Regions from separate parts of the Homo sapiens genome. Here region 1 is linked to region 2. Evidence: read pairs that join two places in POLR2A ChIA-PET (ENCODE). Cell type or tissue: Panc1. All regions are shown on one strand. Each heading gives the region's core, and the rest is flanking DNA. Links, peaks and the distances in the headings are about the cores only.

Region 1 (9,127 bases), core at 441-8,440, 340 kb before region 2:
CCGTGGATTCCTCTGCTAAGACCGCTGGTGAGTAGGCAGCGGGCCTGGACTCCGGGGTCCGAGGGAGGAGGGGCTGGGGGCCTGGACTCCGGGGTCCGAGGGAGGAGGGGCTGGGGGCCTGGGCTCCTCGGTCCGAGGGAGGAGGGGCTGGGGGCCTGGGGGCCTGGGCTCCTGGGTCCGAGGGAGGAGGGGCTGGGGGCCTGGGCTCCTGGGTCCGAGGGAGGAGGGGCTGGGGGTCTGGACTCCGGGGTCCGAGGGAGGAGGGGCTGGGGTCTGGACTCCTGGGTCCGAGGAAGGAGGGGCTGGGGTCTGGACTCCTGGGTCCGAGGAAGGAGGGGCTGGGGGCCTGGGCTCCTGGGTCCGAGGGAGGAGGGGCTGGGGTCTGGACTCCTGGGTCCGAGGGAGGAGGGGCTGGGGTCTGGACTCCTGGGTCCGAGGGAGGAGGGGCTGGGGGCCTGGACTCCGGGGTCCGAGGGAGGAGGGGCTGGGGGCCTGGACTCCGGGGTCCGAGGGAGGAGGGGCTGGGGTCTGGACTCCTGGGTCCGAGGGAGGAGGGGCTGGGGGCCTGGGCTCCTGGGTCTGAGGGAGGAGGGGCTGGGGGCCTGGGCTCCTGGGTCTGAGGGAGGAGGGGCTGGGGTCTGGACTCGTGGGTCTGAAGGAGGAAGGATTAGGTCCTGGGCTCCTAGATCCTGGGAGAAGGACCAGGAAGCTTGGGCTCCAAGGAATAGGGTCCCAGACACTGAGGTATCTGAGGAAGAAGCGAGTCCAGGCCCTGGCTCCTTTGTCTCAGGGAGCTGCTGTCCTGCGACTGCCACGAAGAGGTTAAGGCCTGTGCTACTGCCCTGCAAAGTGCCTGAAGCTGAAAGGAGGAAGTTACTTTCCTGTGGCTAGGAGAGGCCTTGGGTTTAGTCCTGTGGCTGCGTTGAGACAGTTTACAGCCTAAGGAAAGAACTGGGCACCTGGTTTCTAAGAGGACGGGCACTTGATTCCTGGGGGCCATTAGGACAAGGAGGTGGAAGCTGTAGGTTTTGCAAGGACTAAAGAAGCAAATTGGTTTTCTGGAGTCTGGGGCATCTGGGATCCTTCAGGCTAAGGGTCCAGGGCCAGAGGTCTGACCCCTTATAACAGGACGGTGATGGCCAGGCGCAGTGGCTCATGCCTGTAATCCCAGCACTTTGGGAGGCCAAGGCGGGCGGATCACTTGAGGTCAGGAGTTTGAGACCAGCCTGGCCAACATGGCGAAACCCCATCTCTACTGAAAATACAAAAATTAGCCGAGCATGGTGGCACACACCTGTAATCCCAGCTACTCAGGAGGCTGAGGCAGGAGAATCGCTTGAATCCGGGAGGCGGAGGTTGCCGTGAGTCAAGATCGCACCATTGCACTGCAGCCTGGGTGACAGAGCGACTCCATGTAAAAAAAACAACAACCAAAAAACAGGATTGTGAGGCCTAGAGAGAGTTCAGTGGAAGGGCCTGGGGTTCCTACTGGACAGTTGGAAATCTGGGGAGCTGAGTTTCCCAGAAGCTGGGGGACCAGCTGGCTGGGTTTTGGGGAGAGAAGGTGGAGGTAGATGGACTCAGTATGCAGGAGTGTGGAGGGGGAGGCTCAAACTAGCTTTTTTGGGTTGCAGTACTCCAGTCCTAAATCTCAGGTGGGAGTTAGACTGAGAGTGAAGGTTGCTAATCTCCAAGGTGGGGGGTAGGGAGAGGAGGAGGCCGCTAAGAGTTTAGGCTCCTTGTCAGAAGGGAGGGGAGATCTCTTGGTTTTCCACGGCTGGGATCTCTATGAGAAGATATCCTTTATCGGGAGGTCGGAGCTCTTATTAGATGTGGGTCCCTGAGAGTGGAAGCCTGGGGAGGTTGGGCCGTTTAGAGGCTGCAAATGTCTAGGTCACTGTTCGATGGAAGAAGGAAGTTTGCTCACAGGGTCTGGGGTGCAGAGCTCTGAATACTGAAAGAAAAGGAAGTTGAGAGATGGGGTTTTCAGAGCCTGTGGAAGACAAGCGTTTTGTTCTGACACTTGGGTTGTGGCAGGAGGCAGAAGGAGGATGCTTTATTTTTTATTTATTTTATTTATTTTTATTATTTTATTTTATTTTTTGAGATGGAGTTTCACTCATGTCACCCGGGCTGGAGTGCAGTGGCGCAATCTCGGCTCACTGCAACCTCCACCTCTAGGGTTCAAGCGATTCTCCTGCCTCAGCCTCCCAAGTAGCTGCGATTACAAGCGCCCACCACCACACCCAGCTGATTTTTGTATTTTTAGTAGAGACGGGGTTTCACCATGTTGGTCAGGCTGGTCTTGAACTTCTGACCTCAAGTGATCTGCCAGCCTCGGCTTCCGAAAGTGCTGGGATTACAGGCATGAGCCACTGCGCCCAGATTATTTTATTTTTTTTGAGGCGGAGTGTGGCTCTGTGGCTCAGGCTGGAGTGCAGGGGTTCTATCTTGGCTCACTGCAACCTCTGCCTCCTGGGTTCAAGTGATTCTCCTGCCTCAGTCTCCCGAGTAGCTGGGATTGCAGGTGCATGCCACCACGCCCAGATAATTTTTGTATTATTAGTAGAGACCGAGTGTCGCCACGTTGGCCAGGCTGGTCTCCAACTCCTGACCTCAAGTGATCCACCCACCTTGGCCTCCGAAGTGCTGGGATTACAAGTGTGAGCCACCACACCCGGCCTATTTGTAATTAAAAAAAATTTTTTTTTTTTGAGTCAGGGTCTCACTCTGTCTCCCAGGCTGGAGTGCACTGGTGCATCACAGCTCACTGCAGCCCTGACCCCACAGGCTCAAGCAATCCTCCCACCTCAGCATCCCGAGTAGCTGGGACCACACGCACACACCACCACACCCAGCTAATTAAAAAATTTTTTTTTGGTAAATGAGGTCTCCCTAAGGTTGCCCAGGCTGGTCTCCAACTCCTGGGCTCAAGCAATCCTCCTGCCTCAGCCTCTTGGAGTGCTGGGATTACAGGCATCAGCCACACCTGTGCCTGGCCAGAGGGGTGGTGCTATAGAGTACAGAGTGCTAAATGGCTGAGCTACTGAGTCCCTTGGGGAGGGAGGGAAAGAGGGAAGCACGGTATCTGGAGTGGGAAGCAAACAGTGTAGTTGTACAGTAGTTAGGTCTTGAAAGAGAGAAGAATCTCTTGAGAAGGAGGAAAATAGGGGCCTAGACTCCTGGATTCTGATACGAGTAGGGGAGGAGTGAGCCTTGAACCGGAGGGGACAGGCTCATCCCTGTATGCCCAGGACTGTCCCCATTTGAAAACCCAAGGCTGGGCCCGGTGGCTCACGCCTATAATCCCAGCACTTTGGGAGGCCAAGGCCAGCGGATCATGAGGTCAGGAGATCGAGACCATCCTGGCTAACACAGTGAAACCCCGTCTCTACTAAAAATACAAAAAAATTAGCCGGGCGTGGTGGCACATGCCTGTAATCTCAGCTACTCGGGAGGCTGAGGCAGGAGAATCACTTGAACCTGAGTAGCAGAGGTTGTAGTGAGCTGAGATTGTGCCAATGCACTCCAGCCTGGGCCACAGAGCAAGACTCTGTCTCAAAAAAAAAAAAAGAAAAGAAAACCGAAAGCCCCACATCTTGGGAACTCCCTAATTAGAGCTCATATTAATTTGTCCCTGGGGTAGGCAATGGCTAAGGGACCTGGATTCTTATGTTTGTGACTGTATAAGGACACTGTCTTTCCCCTTTTTGCAGCCATGCCAGTGACGGTAACCCGCACCACCATCACAACCACCACGACGTCATCTTCGGGCCTGGGGTCCCCCATGATCGTGGGGTCCCCTCGGGCCCTGACACAGCCCCTGGGTCTCCTTCGCCTGCTGCAGCTGGTGTCTACCTGCGTGGCCTTCTCGCTGGTGGCTAGCGTGGGCGCCTGGACGGGGTCCATGGGCAACTGGTCCATGTTCACCTGGTGCTTCTGCTTCTCCGTGACCCTGATCATCCTCATCGTGGAGCTGTGCGGGCTCCAGGCCCGCTTCCCCCTGTCTTGGCGCAACTTCCCCATCACCTTCGCCTGCTATGCGGCCCTCTTCTGCCTCTCGGCCTCCATCATCTACCCCACCACCTATGTCCAGTTCCTGTCCCACGGCCGTTCGCGGGACCACGCCATCGCCGCCACCTTCTTCTCCTGCATCGCGTGTGTGGCTTACGCCACCGAAGTGGCCTGGACCCGGGCCCGGCCCGGCGAGATCACTGGCTATATGGCCACCGTACCCGGGCTGCTGAAGGTGCTGGAGACCTTCGTTGCCTGCATCATCTTCGCGTTCATCAGCGACCCCAACCTGTACCAGCACCAGCCGGCCCTGGAGTGGTGCGTGGCGGTGTACGCCATCTGCTTCATCCTAGCGGCCATCGCCATCCTGCTGAACCTGGGGGAGTGCACCAACGTGCTACCCATCCCCTTCCCCAGCTTCCTGTCGGGGCTGGCCTTGCTGTCTGTCCTCCTCTATGCCACCGCCCTTGTTCTCTGGCCCCTCTACCAGTTCGATGAGAAGTATGGCGGCCAGCCTCGGCGCTCGAGAGATGTAAGCTGCAGCCGCAGCCATGCCTACTACGTGTGTGCCTGGGACCGCCGACTGGCTGTGGCCATCCTGACGGCCATCAACCTACTGGCGTATGTGGCTGACCTGGTGCACTCTGCCCACCTGGTTTTTGTCAAGGTCTAAGACTCTCCCAAGAGGCTCCCGTTCCCTCTCCAACCTCTTTGTTCTTCTTGCCCGAGTTTTCTTTATGGAGTACTTCTTTCCTCCGCCTTTCCTCTGTTTTCCTCTTCCTGTCTCCCCTCCCTCCCACCTTTTTCTTTCCTTCCCAATTCCTTGCACTCTAACCAGTTCTTGGATGCATCTTCTTCCTTCCCTTTCCTCTTGCTGTTTCCTTCCTGTGTTGTTTTGTTGCCCACATCCTGTTTTCACCCCTGAGCTGTTTCTCTTTTTCTTTTCTTTTTTTTTTTTTTTTTTTTTTAAGACGGATTCTCACTCTGTGGCCCAGGCTGGAGTGCAGTGGTGCGATCTCGACTCACTGCAACCCCCGCCTCCTGGGTTCAAGCGATTCTCCTGCCCCAGCCTCCCAAGTAGCTGGGAGGACAGGTGTGAGCTGCCGCACCCAGCCTGTTTCTCTTTTTCCACTCTTCTTTTTTCTCATCTCTTTTCTGGGTTGCCTGTCGGCTTTCTTATCTGCCTGTTTTGCAAGCACCTTCTCCTGTGTCCTTGGGAGCCCTGAGACTTCTTTCTCTCCTTGCCTCCACCCACCTCCAAAGGTGCTGAGCTCACATCCACACCCCTTGCAGCCGTCCATGCCACAGCCCCCCAAGGGGCCCCATTGCCAAAGCATGCCTGCCCACCCTCGCTGTGCCTTAGTCAGTGTGTACGTGTGTGTGTGTGTGTGTGTGTGTGTGTGTGTTTGGGGGGTGGGGGGTGGGTAGCTGGGGATTGGGCCCTCTTTCTCCCAGTGGAGGAAGGTGTGCAGTGTACTTCCCCTTTAAATTAAAAAACATATATATATATATATTTGGAGGTCAGTAATTTCCAATGGGCGGGAGGCTTTAAGCACCGACCCTGGGTCCCTAGGCCCCGCCTGGCACTCAGCCTTGCCAGAGATTGGCTCCAGAATTTTTGCCAGGCTTACAGAACACCCACTGCCTAGAGGCCATCTTAAAGGAAGCAGGGGCTGGATGCCTTTCATCCCAACTATTCTCTGTGGTATCAAAAAGAAAAAAAAAAAAAAAGAAGGAGTCGGGGCCGGGCGTGGTGGCTCACGCCTGTAATCCCAGCACTTTGGGAGACCAAGTCAGGCAATCATCTGAAGTCAGGAGTTCAAGACCAGCCTGGCCAACATGGTGAAAGCATGTCTCTATTAAAAATACAAAAATTAGCCGGGCGTGGTGGCGGGCGCCTGTAATCCCAGGTATTTGGGGGGACTGAGACAGGAGAATCCCTTCAACCCGGGAGGTGGAGGTTGCAGTAAGTCAAGATGGCACCACTGTGCTCCAGCCTGGGGGACAGAGCGAGACTCCATCTCAAAAAAAAAAAGGAATCGGACGAAGAACCACAGGATGTTGAAGACAACTGTCTGAAGTATTTGTGAGGGACAGCGATGTGGCCCTCTGTGTTAAGAATAACGTGTCCTGCTTTGGCAGAGAGAAGAAAATAGCCACTGCCCGCTTTCAAGGCAAGATCGACCTTTTCTGTTTTGTTTTGTTTTTCTTTCTTTTTCCTGGCCATGAGGACAAAAATTACTGAGTGGCCCTTAAAGAGGGAAGTTTGTTTTCAGCTGTTCTCTTTTGCCCGTAGGTGGGAGGGTGGGGATTGCTGCGTCCTAGCTAGAGGAATGGCTTTGCTTGAATGTGTAGTGCACACGCACGGGTGTTTCTGTGTGCTAGTTGCTTCTTGCTGCTGCTTCCTGCTTGTCTGGGACTCACATACATAACGTGATATATATATATATATATATAAATGTATAAATATATATTTTATTTTTTTTTAAATCCCTGGAGCTTCTGGTTCCTATCAGTTCCTGTTGTTAATCGTAGAACCGTTGTCCCTTCCCCCATTCCCGTATCCATCATGTTCTTTTTCTTTTAAATATCAATATAAAGGTAAAAGAAGGACTTGTGCTTTCTTAATGAGGAGGGCGGCCGAGCACGGCGGGCGGATCACTTGAGGTCAGGAGTTTGAGACCAGCCTGGCCAACATGGTGAAACCCCGTCTCTACAAAAAAATAAAAAAGAAAAGCGGGGGAGGACTCTCGGAGAGGGGCAAGGGCCAGATTCTTGGGTCTAGTGGGAGAATAGGGTTGGTGCCAAGACAACCTTGGCCTCATCAGAAGATACTAGCTGGATCTAGGTCTTCTAAATGACTTCCTCAAACCAGGAGGGCTGGGTGGGATAGAAATGAACTAGACTTCTCCCTCCTTGGAGTCTGTCCCCTGAGCACCTCACAAATACAACGTCCTAATTTGAGTGAAGGAGCTTTCCTCCCCAGTCACCTCGTCCTCCCAGGTCCCCCCATTTCAGTAATAGCCTCTCAGAGCTGAGAACCCAAGCACATGGTGGTACCTTCCCCCCGTCTACTCAAGTCAGTCCCTCATCAAACACTGTCTATTCTTCCCCCTAAATACCATTTCTACCGCCCTCTTCTCCAGGTTCCTGGTCCAGCTCAAGTTCCATTTTGTTTCACCTGAGCTATTGCCCCAGCCTCCTTCTCCTCCATCCCACCCTGGCTCCAGAGGGATTCTTTCATCATGCAGATCTGATCCTGCCCTTCCCTGCTGAAGTCCTTCCGTAGCCCATTGCCTATAGGCACTATCAAAGCCCCTGGGTCTGGCCTTCATGATCTGATCCCGCCTCCATTCCCACTATCAGCTCCCTCCTTACCCTCCAATCTAAGCCTCTGAATATACCTGGTCAACAGAAGACCTTCATAAAGATCAAATGAGCTACTGCAACCAATCTCTGTCCCACAGAAGGCCATCTTGTCCATTTCTGTAGGCTCCAACCCTATGGGGCTTAGCAGGTGTTCTCCCCATGTGCAGAGATGAGAGATTGTAATAAATAAAGGCACAAGACAAAAATAAAGAGAAAGCAGCTGGGCCCAGGGGACCACTATCATCAAGACGCAGAGACCGGTAGTGGCCCATAACGGCTGGGCTCGCTGATATTTATTGCATACAAGACAAGGGGGCAGAGTAAAGAGGGTGAATCTTCGAAGTGATTGACAAGGTGAAGCAAGTCACGTGATCACGGGACAGGGTGCCCTTCCCTCTTAGGTAGCCGAAGCAGAGACAGAAGGCAGCATACGTCAGTGTTTTCTTCTATGCACTTCTAAGATCAAAGACTTTAAGACTTTCACTATTTCTTCTACCGCTATCTACTATGAACTTCAAAGAGGAACCAGGAGTATGGGAGGAGAATGAAAGTGAAGGAGGAGTGTAAGCATTGAAGCACAGCACCACAGGGAGGGGTTTAGGCCTCGGGATGACTGCGGGCAGGCCTGGATAATATCCAGCCTTCCACAAGAAGCTGGTGGAGCAGAGTGTTCCCTGACTCCTCCAAGGAAAGGAGACTCCCTTTCGTGGTCTGCTAAGTAACGGGTGCCTTCCCAGACACTGGCGTTACCACTTGACCAAGGACCCCTCAAGCGGCCCTGATGTGCGCGTGACAGAGGGCTCACCTCTTGCCTTCTAGGTCACTTCTCACCATGTCCCTTCAGCACCTGACCCTATACCTGCCGGTTATTCCTAGCTTACATTAGTAATGCAGCAAAGAGTAATATTAAAAGCTAATGATTAATAATGTTTATAATAATGATTGATAATTGTCCATGATCATCTCTACATCTAATTTGTATTATGACTATTCTTATTCTAACTATTTTGTTTATTATACTGAAACAGTTTGTGCCTTCAGTCTCTTGCCTGGGCACCTAGGTAATCCTCCGCCTACATATTTCCCGGACCTCAGGAGAATCACAAATACACAAATAAATATAAGCCCTACAAAATTCCCAGATCAGGCCCGGCGGGTGGCTCACGTCTGTAATCCCAGCACTTTGGGAGGCTGAGGCGGGTGGATCACGAGGTTAGGAGATCGAGACCATCCTGGCCAACATGGTGAAACCCCGTCTTTACTAAAAATACAAAAATTAGCCGGGCGTGGTGGAGGGCACCTGTAGTTCCAGCTACTCATGAGGCTGAGGCAGGAGAATCGCTTGAACCTGGGAGGCGGAGGTTGTAGTGAGCCGAGATCGCGCCACACTGCACTCCAGCCTGGGAGACAGAGCGGGACTCCGTCTGAAAAAAAAAAAAAAAAAAAAAAAAAAAAAATATATATATATATATATATATATATATATATATATATATATTCCATGATCAGCCGGCGCGGAGGCTCACGCCTGTAGTCCCAACACTGGGAGGACAAGGCGGGAGGATCGCTTAAGCCCAGGAGTTCAAGACCAGCCTGGGCAACACAGCAAGACCTCGTCTCTATTTAAAAAAAAGTTTTAAAGAAAATTCGATGATCACAGAACCCGCTATCTGCATCTACATCCGCAAAAGCAATTGGGGAGAGATACCGCAAGGGAGGGAAGGGTTCCCCTGGAAGGGGAGAA
Region 2 (9,127 bases), core at 639-8,638:
ACTCTCTGGGGCCCGCTGGGGCCTGCAGGGAGAGCTCTCACCGGTCTCAACTCCATGCCTTCTGCCTTGTGCTTCTGGCCCAAGAGGTCGGGGTCACTGACCACCCCGTGTCCACCTAAGGCTTCCCTGGACACACAGCAGGGAGATGGGCAATGAGGGTGGGGGTTGTGGCCCTGCCTGTCACGGTCCCCAGCAGTGCAGATGAATTAGACCATTGAGCCACAGAGCCTGGAGGGCAGATGGGTGTGCTGGTATAAGGAGCCCCGGGCTCTGTGTTACAGGTCATGTGTTCTCACCAGTGGCCTTGCAGGAGGGGAACAGCCCCTTCCCCAGGGCCTCGCTCTGCTCCCCCTGAAGGATGGGGCTGAGGGGACAGCAGGCTCTGGGGGCCTTTCAGACCACATTTGAGTCAAAATTTGACTTCCCCATACTCTGCCTGCTTCCACCTCACCCAACTCTCATCCAGGGGTGACCCTTGTTCTAGCACATGAGGCTGAGGCCAGAGAGGGCAGGGCCTTAGGACACAGCCCAGTCACTGTTCTAATTCTAGAGGCAAGCCCCTTCCATGTCCTGAGCTCTGTAATGCATCTTTTCTTTCATGAGCCTTGCGATCAGGCGATGTTTATTCAGTGGTTACCACATCCAGGCATGCTGCCAGGAGGAGGGGAGTCGTGGGTGAAGCTGATAGGATTCCTGCTGGACTCACAGAGCCTGGGTTAATGACACATTACCCATGTTTAGATAGGAGGTAATTCTGCTCCGGTTTCGACAAGTTGTAGGAAAGGAGGAAAACATGCTCATAGCAGGTGAGCAGCGTACACCTGTCATGGGAGTGAGGGGTCCTTCTGGGGGATGGAGAGACCAAGACGTGAACAGTGAGTGTGGCACGCAGAGTGTCCTCCACCAGAAACAGTGTGGGCTGTTCTCAGACCTGAGAGTGAGCCAAAGGAAGCTGGGACCTTGTCATTCAGGGGACTTGTGCACCGTGAAGATTTATTGGATGCTATGTTTAAGAAAATGGAAAATCCGGCCCGGCACGGTGGTTTGCACCTGTAATCCCAGCACTTTGGGAGGCGGAGGTGGGTGGATTATGAGGTCAGGAGTTCGAGACCAGCCTGGCCAACATGGTGAAACCCCGTCTCTACTAAAGACACAAAAAATCAGCCAGGTGTGGTGGTGGACGCCTGTAATCCCAGCTACTCGGGAGGCTGAGGCAGGAGAATCACTTGAACCCGGGAGGTGGAGGTTGCAGTGAGCCGAGATCGCGCCACAGCACTCCAGCCTAGGTGACAGAGTGAGACTCCATCTCAAAAAAAAAAAAAAAAAACCGGGGAATCTTTAGAAAGCACAGTGGAAACAGATGTCTGTTTTTACAAGCCCATCACTGCACAGAATGCAATATGGGAGGGTTTCACTAATGGTTAACCATAACCACACTCCAGCGTGAGCCCAGCCACTAGGCAATGTGCTGATAAGGATTCTAAGTGGTTTATGTGGACTCCTCATGACCTATGACACACATACGTTTACAGTGGAGTGGAACGAGGCAGGAGGGCTTCTCTTTGTCATAGTCTACCAGCTCTGCAGAGGTGTCAGCTACATCCGGATTGGCTCAGGGAGCGGCCGTCAGAAGACTTACACGTGTTTAATAACTGAGGTTGTGTGTGTGTGGCAGGGGGTGGGTAACTGTGATGAGTTTGGTGTGGCAGAGGGGGAGCCATAGCCTGTGAAGCTGGAAAGTGTATCAGGTTTGGTCATCAACAGGCTTGAACATGAAGTACAGGAACGTGCATCTTATTTTTGGAAGATGGAGCCCCGTTGGGGGAATTTGAGCAGTGGAGGGTCACAGCCAGGTAAGATGGTCAGAAGAGGCCTCGGAAGTGATGAGAGGGATGGACTGGAGTAGGGATGGGAGCCAGTAGGGGGCCAGGAGGGAGGTTGGTGCAGTGCACAGACAGGGCGTCCTCGGTCCCCAGCTGAGCTTAGACTGTGGGGATGGACCAGCGGACACGGGTGGAGCCGGGTGAGGAGGGATGTGGGCAGAGAGGTTTGGATTTGTTCACTGTGTGTGAAGCAGAAGAGTGTGAGGAGCTTTTCCACTCTCTGCCTTGGTTGATGGGAGGAACCAGTGGGGCTGCCGCAGGACAGACGACCCGCGTGGGAGAAGGAGGCTCGGGGAGATGTTTCTAAGACTTAACTTGCTCACAGAGGGAAGCACAAGCTTCCTTCGAGCCTGGGCTTTGTTTTCCCAAACAGGTCCCTTCACTGACTTTCTTTTTTGAGACGGAGTCTCGCTCTGTCGCCCAGGCTGGAGTGCAGTGGCGCGATCTCGGCTCACTGCAAGCTCCGCCTCCCGGGTTCACGCCATTCTCCTGCCTCAGCCTCCCGAGTAGCTGGGGCTACAGGCGCCCGCCACCACGCCCGGCTAATCTTTTGTATTTTTAGTAGAGACGGGGTTTCACCGTGCTAGCCAGGATGGTCTCGATCTCCTGACCTCGTGATCCACCCGCCTCGGCCTCCCAAAGTGCTGGGATTACAGGCGTGAGCCATCGCGCCCAGCCAACTTTCCTGTTAATGAGTAGCACTCTTTTTTTCTTTCTTTTCTTTCCCCCTTTTTTTTTTTTTTTAGACATGGTCTTGCTCTGTTTCCCAGGCTGGAGTGCAGTGGCGTGACCTCAGCTCACTACAACCTCCACCTCCTGGGTTCAGGTGATTGTCCTGCTTCAGCCTCCCAAGTAGCTGGATTACAGGCACGTGCAACCACGCCTGGCTAATTTTTGTATTTTTAGTAGAGACAGAGTTTCACCATGTTGGCCAGGCTATTCTCGAACTCCTGACCTTAAATCATCCTCTTGCCTTGGCCCCCCAAAGTGTTAGGATTACAGGCATGAGCCATCATGCTCGGCCTCTTTTTTCTTTTTCTTTTTTTTTTTTTTTGTTTTTGAGACAGAGTCTTGCTCTGTCACCCAGGCTGGAGTGCAGTGGCGTGATCTCAGCTCACTGCAGCCTCCACCTCCCAGGTGCCAGCGATTCTCCTGCCTCAATCTCCCAGTTAGCTGGGATTACAGATGCGCGCCACCATATCCAGCTAAATTTTGTATTTTTTAGTAAAGACAGAGTTTTACCATGTTGGCCAGGCTGGTCTTGAACTCCTGACCTCAGGTGATCCGCCCGCTTCAGCCTCCCAAAGTGTTGGGATTACGGGCATGAGCCACCATGCTCGGCCTCTTTTTTCTTTGCTTAAAAGATGAGGCCTGTTGCCCAGGCTGGAGTGCAGTGGCACTATCATAGCTCACTGCAGCCTTGACATCGTGGCTCAGGTGATCCTCCCACCTCAGGCTCCCGAGTGGCTGGGACTACAGACGTGCACCTCCACAGCCACTACTTATTTTTGTAGCGATGTCTATCAGCTGGTGAATAGAGAAAGTGTGGTATATCCTTACAACAAAATATTATTCAACCGTAGAAAGGAATGAAGTACTCATACATGCTACATGTGTGAACCTTGATAATATACTAGATAAAAGCAGTCAGGAAAAAAAGGTCACATATGACGTTATTTCATTTATAAGAAGTATCCAGCCTGGGTGTGGTGGCTCATTGCCTGTAATCCAGCACTTTGGGAGGCCAAGGCAGGTGGATTGCCTGAGTTTAGGAGTTTGAGACCAGCCTGGGCAACATGGTGAAATACCATCTCTACCAAAAATACAAAAAATTCACCCGGCATGGTGGCATGTGCCTGTGATCCCAGCTACTTGGGAGGCTCAGGTGGCAGGATCGCTTGAGCCTGGGAGGCAGAGGTTACAGTGAGCCGAGATCACACCACTGCACTCCAACCTGGGTGACAGAGTGAGTCCCTGTCTCAAAAAAAAAAAAAAAAGGTATTCAAAGAAGGCCAATCGATAGAGGCAGAAAGTAGGTTAATTGTTGCATGGGATTAGGTGGGAGTGATTGCTTGATGTAAACTCGGTTTCCTTCTCGGTATGATAAAAATGTTTCGGAATGAGATAGAGGTGATGCTTACACCATATTGTGAATTTACTAAATGCCACAAAATAGAGTTGTATCTCAATAAAAATATATTTGTTGGGCCGGGTGCGGTGGCTCACGCCTATAATCCCAGCACTTTGGGAGGCAGGCAGATCAAGAGGTCAGGAGTTCAAGACCAGCCTGGCAAAACCCTGTCTCTACTAAAAATATAAAACTTAGCCAGGCGTGGTGGCATGTGTCTGTAATCCCAGCTACTCGGGAGGCTGAGGTAGAATGGAGCGAGACTCCGTCTCAAAAAAATATATATATATATGTAAATATATATATGTTGGGCATAGTGGTGCACACATGTAGTCCCAGCTACTTGGGAGGCTGAGGCAGGAGAACCACTTGAACCTGGGAAGCGGAGGTTGCAGTGAGCCGAGACTGCACCATTGCACTCCTGCCTGGGCAAAAAGAGTGAAACTCCATCTCGAAAAAAAAAAAAACCACACACACACACGTAGATAAAATCAAATATTCTGTATTCCATAAATATGTACAATTATTATTTTTCAATTAAAAACTCTTAAGCTGGGCACAGTGGCTCATGCCTGTAATCCCAACACTTTGGGAGGCGGAGATGGGAGGCTCTTGAGCCCACAAGTTTGAGGCCAGTTTGGGCAACATCGTGAGATCCCATTGCTACAAAAAAATTTAAAATATATTTTTAAAAAACTCTAATACAGTAGTCCCCCTTTATCTGTAATTTTCTTTCTGTGTTTTCAGTTACCTGGTGGTCAACCATGGTCCAAAAATATTAAATAGAAAAGTTAAGGAATCATAAGTTTTTTTTTTTTTTTTTTATTGATCATTCTTGGGTGTTTCTCGCAGAGGGGGATTTGGCAGGGTCATAGGACAACGGTGGAGGGAAGGTCAGCAGATAAACAAGTGAACAAAGGTCTCTGGTTTTCCTAGGCAGAGGACCCTGCAGCCTTCCGCAGTGTTTGTGTCACTGGGTACTTGAGATTAGGGAGTGGTGATGACTCTTAACGAGCATGCTGCCTTCAAGCATCTGTTCAACAAAGCACATCTTGCACCGCCCTTAATCCATTTAACCCTGAGTGGACACAGCACATGTTTCAGAGAGCACAGGGTTGGGGGTAAGGTCACAGATCAACAGGATCCCAAGGCAGAAGAATTTTTCTTAGTACAGAACAAAATGAAAAGTCTCCCATGTCTACCTCTTTCTACACAGACACCGCAACCATCCGATTTCTCAATCTTTTCCCCACCTTTCCCCCCTTTCTATTCCACAAAACCGCCATTGTCATCATGGCCCGTTCTCAATGAGCTGTTGGGTACACCTCCCAGACGGGGTGGCGGCCGGGCAGAGGGGCTCCTCACTTCCCAGTAGGGGCGGCCGGGCAGAGGCGCCCCTCACCTCCCGGATGGGGCGGCTGGCCTGGCGGGGGGCTGACCCCCCCACCTCCCTCCCGGACGGGGCGGCTGGCCGGGCGAGGGGGGAATCATAAGTTTTTAACAAATCAAAATATTTCTAAAAACCTAGAGTAGGCAGGAAAGGGGAAACAACACACAGCAGAGGAGACAAACAAAAAGGCACACCTGAACACAGTCATGCACCGCATAACGATGTTTCGCTCCACTACACATTTCATATGTGATGGTATAGCCTATGTATGTAGTAGGTTATACCACGTAGGTTTGTGTAAGTAGACTCTATGATGTTCACACGACGGTGAATTTTTTTTTTTCTTTTTTTTGAGATGGAGTCTCATTCTGTCTCCCAGGCTGGAGTGAAATGGCACGATTTTGGCTCACTGCAACCTCCGCCTCCCAGGTTCAAGCGATTCTCCTGCCTCAGCTTCCCAAGTAGCTGGGATTACAGGCATGCACCACGATGCCCGGCTAATTTTTGTATTTTTAGTAGAGACAGGGTTTCACCATGTTGAGCAGGCTGGTCTCGAATTCCCGACCTCTGGTGATCCACCCATCTTGGCCTCCCAAAGTTCTGGGATTACAGGCGTGAGCCACCACGCCTGGCCAAAATTTTTTAATGATGGCTTTCTCAGAACATATCCCTGTCATTAAGTGACATACGGTTGTAATGTCATCAGTGATTACATTAAATATAAGTGATCAAAAAGAGATTACAAGATTGGAATTTTTTTTTTTTGAGACAGAGTCTTGCTCTGTTGCCCAGGCTGTAGTGCAGTGGTGTGATCTCGGTTCACTGCAACCACTGCCTCCTGGGTTCAAGCAGTTCTCTGCCTCAGCCTCCCTAGTAGCTGGGATTACAGGTGCCTGCCACCACACCTGGCCAGTTTTTGTATTTTTAGTAGAGATGGGGTTTCACCATCTTGGCCAGGCTAGTCTTGAACTCCTGACCTTGTGATCCACCCGCCTTGGCCTCCCAAAGTGCTGGGATTACAGGCATGAACCCCCGTGCCTGGCCTGTTGTTTATATTTTATCACATTAAAAAAGCAGAAGGATGAAAAATGTATTATGCAAACACTAATCAACAGATAATTTCACCGGCTTGTTAGTTGTTTTGTTTTTTTGAGACAGGGTCTCGTCCAGGCTGAAGTGCTGTGGTGCGATCTCGGCTCATTGCAGCCTCGACCTCCTGTACCCAAGTGATCCTCCCACCTCAGCCTCTCAAGTAGCTGGGACTACAGGTGTGTGCCACCACGCCGGACTGGTTTTATTTTTTGTAGAGATGGGGCCTCACAATGCTGATCTGACTGACTCGAACTCCTGAGCTCAAGCTATCCTCCCCACTTGCCCTCCCAAAGTATTGGGATTACAGGTGTGAGCCACTGCACCTGGTTATGCTTCTTTTTTATTTTTTTTCTTTCTTTTTTTTTTTTTTTCGAGACGGAATCTCACTCTGTCGCCCAGGCTGGAGTGCAGTGGTGCGATCTCAGCTCACTGCAAGCTCTGCCTCCCGGGCTCATGCCATTCTCCTGCCTCAGCCTCCTGAGTAGCTGGGACTATAGGCACTCGCCACCACGCCCGGCTAATTTTTTTGTATTTTTAGTAGAGACGGGGTTTCACCGTGTTAGCCAGGATGGTCTCGATCTCCTGACCTCATGATCCGCCCGCATCAGCCTCCCAAAGTGCTGAGATTATAGGCGTGAGCCACCGCGCCCGGCCTATTTATGCTTCTTAATTTTCCCATGTCATAAGTTCGATGTATAATATTTACATTATCATTCAGTTTAAAACATTCACTGTTTTTTTTTTTAGAGACAAGGTCTCGCTCTGTCACACAGGCTGGAGTGCAGTGGCACAGTCATAGCTCACTGCAGCCTCAGCAGCCTTAACTTCTTGTGTTCAAGGAATCCTCCCCACTCAGCCTCCTGAGTACCACACCCGGCCTTTACGTCTGTTTTTGTTTTTTGTTTTTTTGTTATTAACTCATTGATTGTTGAGAAGTCTGTTGCTTTATTTCCAAAATGGGACGATATTAGTCATCTTTGAGTCAGGTGAGTCCCACAAGTTCCCAGCGTCTCCTCATGGTCTGTGTTAGGGGTCCAGGCTGACTGGGGTTCACTGGTGTCCACTGGGGGCAGCTCCCGTGCCTTCAGCAGTCCTGAGTCTCCTTCTGCTGAGTGTGGGGTCTGCGTACCCCCCGGGCTAGTGGATGGCCAGAGTGGCGTAGATGCTGGGCTCAGCTGGAGGTTCCCCTTCCTGGGATGGAGGAGGCTCAGTTGCCTTCCGTCTAAGGGTCAAGCTGTGCAGCTGGGCGTAGGTCACATCCTGGGAGGCTTCAGATGCAGCAGCCTGCAGCGGGGGAGAGTGAGAGGTAAGGAACGTGGTGGGGGTGGGGGAGGCCTGGGGGCCTGGAGAGGAAAGGACTCACCTCAGTGTCCATCTGCCTGTCCTCTTCCACCTGTCTGTCCTTTGTGTCCAGGAATTCCCCAGACAGTGAGGAGGGAGGAGAGGCCATTTCTCTCCTAGGACTGGAGTGTTTCACCGGGGCATACGTCACTGCCTGGGGGTCTTCATCGTGTGGGCTCTGCTGGAGAGAGACAGTGGTGGGGGGTGTCCTTGAGTCCCCCTGACCTCCTGGAGTCAATTTTCCTCACTGTTCCCGGGGTGATCCGATTACATCCCTTTCCTGATGGAATCTCAGGGACGCCCTAAGGCCGTGGAGGGTCTGGCCGCTCCCTCCCTGTGGTTCTGGCCTCTGCTCCTCACTCTGACCTTGCCCATTTGGCTGCAGCCTCACAGGCCTTCCTGCAAGAGCTCGCTGCTGCCTGGGGGCCTTTGCACGGCTGTTTCCTCTGCCTGCAGGGGCTCGTCCATCAGAGGATCATGTGCCCCACTCTGTCCAGGCTTCTCAGATGACAGCTGAGCAGACAGCCCTCCCCTTCCATTCAGACTGGCCCCACTGCCCCACACTCTCTGCCCTTTCCCTGGTGTATGTTCCTTACAGCACGTTGCACTCCTGGACACGATGCATTTATTTGCATTTTGTCTCCCACCGTGAGGTGAGCTCAGGAGGCGGGGGCGGCTTTGCTCCCTGCTGTGTCTGCAGCTCCCATGGGGAGCCCCATCCACAGTGAGCTCCCTGGGAACACTCGCTGGATGAATGAATGAAGAGGAGCCCAGGGGACGGAGGTGGTTCATTTATTCGTCATCCTCCTGAGGCCTGGGGAGAGCTCTAACAACCAGACGGCCAAACAGAGGATGAGGAGCAGGAAGGGGACCCGGGAGGAGGCCCACGAGGTCCCAGGACAGCAGAAGAGAGTGAGGTCACAGCAGGCGGGAGGCAGCATGCTGGACAAGGAGGGGTCCACCGTGACGATGCTGAGAGCCGGGGGAAGGAGGACAGAGAAGTCCTGCAGGATTAGATCTGGCACCAGGAGGCCTTTGGTGCCTGGGACGGGGCGGGATCTCACCTGACTGTCCAGCTCCACCCTGTCCTCAGACTGTGTGTCCTTCACAGCAGCATCTGCTGGGGCAGAGCAAGGGGTTCGTCTCCTGGTTCTCTGAGACCTCTCAGTCCTGCTGGCCCCCTGCCCTGCTCCCAGATGGGGCCACCGAATGCAGGGAGGTCCCACAGTGTGGGGCAAGACCATCTTCCACGGAGCCCCAGACCCTTCCCAGCCCCTCCCTGTTGCTACTGAA

Evidence for each region. ChIA-PET counts read pairs that join two places held together with the same protein. Peaks named below come from ENCODE experiments on the same cell type or tissue, not always from the same donor. Only the 100,000 strongest peaks of a DNase experiment are listed, where the experiment ranks them.
Region 1: POLR2A ChIA-PET joins it to region 2 with 14 read pairs; 4 of 35 experiments call an interaction of 5 or more read pairs at or near these places.

Annotation. Positions count from the first base shown.
Region 1 is chr19:53,869,812-53,878,938 of GRCh38, forward strand. MYADM (myeloid associated differentiation marker) reads left to right here. Exons shown (of 3, transcript NM_138373.5): 2 at 1-27; 3 at 3,717-6,624. The coding sequence starts at 3,719. The coding sequence ends at 4,687. Among named protein-coding and RNA genes, the nearest start is that of MYADM-AS1, 5.3 kb to the left of the region's middle. RefSeq lists an enhancer at 1-789. In Panc1, for the core only: no CTCF peak of the experiment used is centred there; no DNase peak of the experiment used is centred there; H3K4me3 peaks cover 1,396 bases; H3K27ac peaks cover 2,428 bases.
Region 2 is chr19:54,209,463-54,218,589 of GRCh38, forward strand. LILRB3 (leukocyte immunoglobulin like receptor B3) reads right to left here. Exons shown (of 13, transcript NM_006864.4): 11 at 8,899-8,951; 12 at 7,857-8,012; 13 at 6,816-7,777. The coding sequence ends at 7,631. Among named protein-coding and RNA genes, the nearest start is that of LILRB3, 9.0 kb to the right of the region's middle. RefSeq lists enhancers at 7,423-8,259, 8,260-9,095. In Panc1, for the core only: no CTCF peak of the experiment used is centred there; a DNase peak (open chromatin) is centred at 649; H3K27ac peaks cover 417 bases.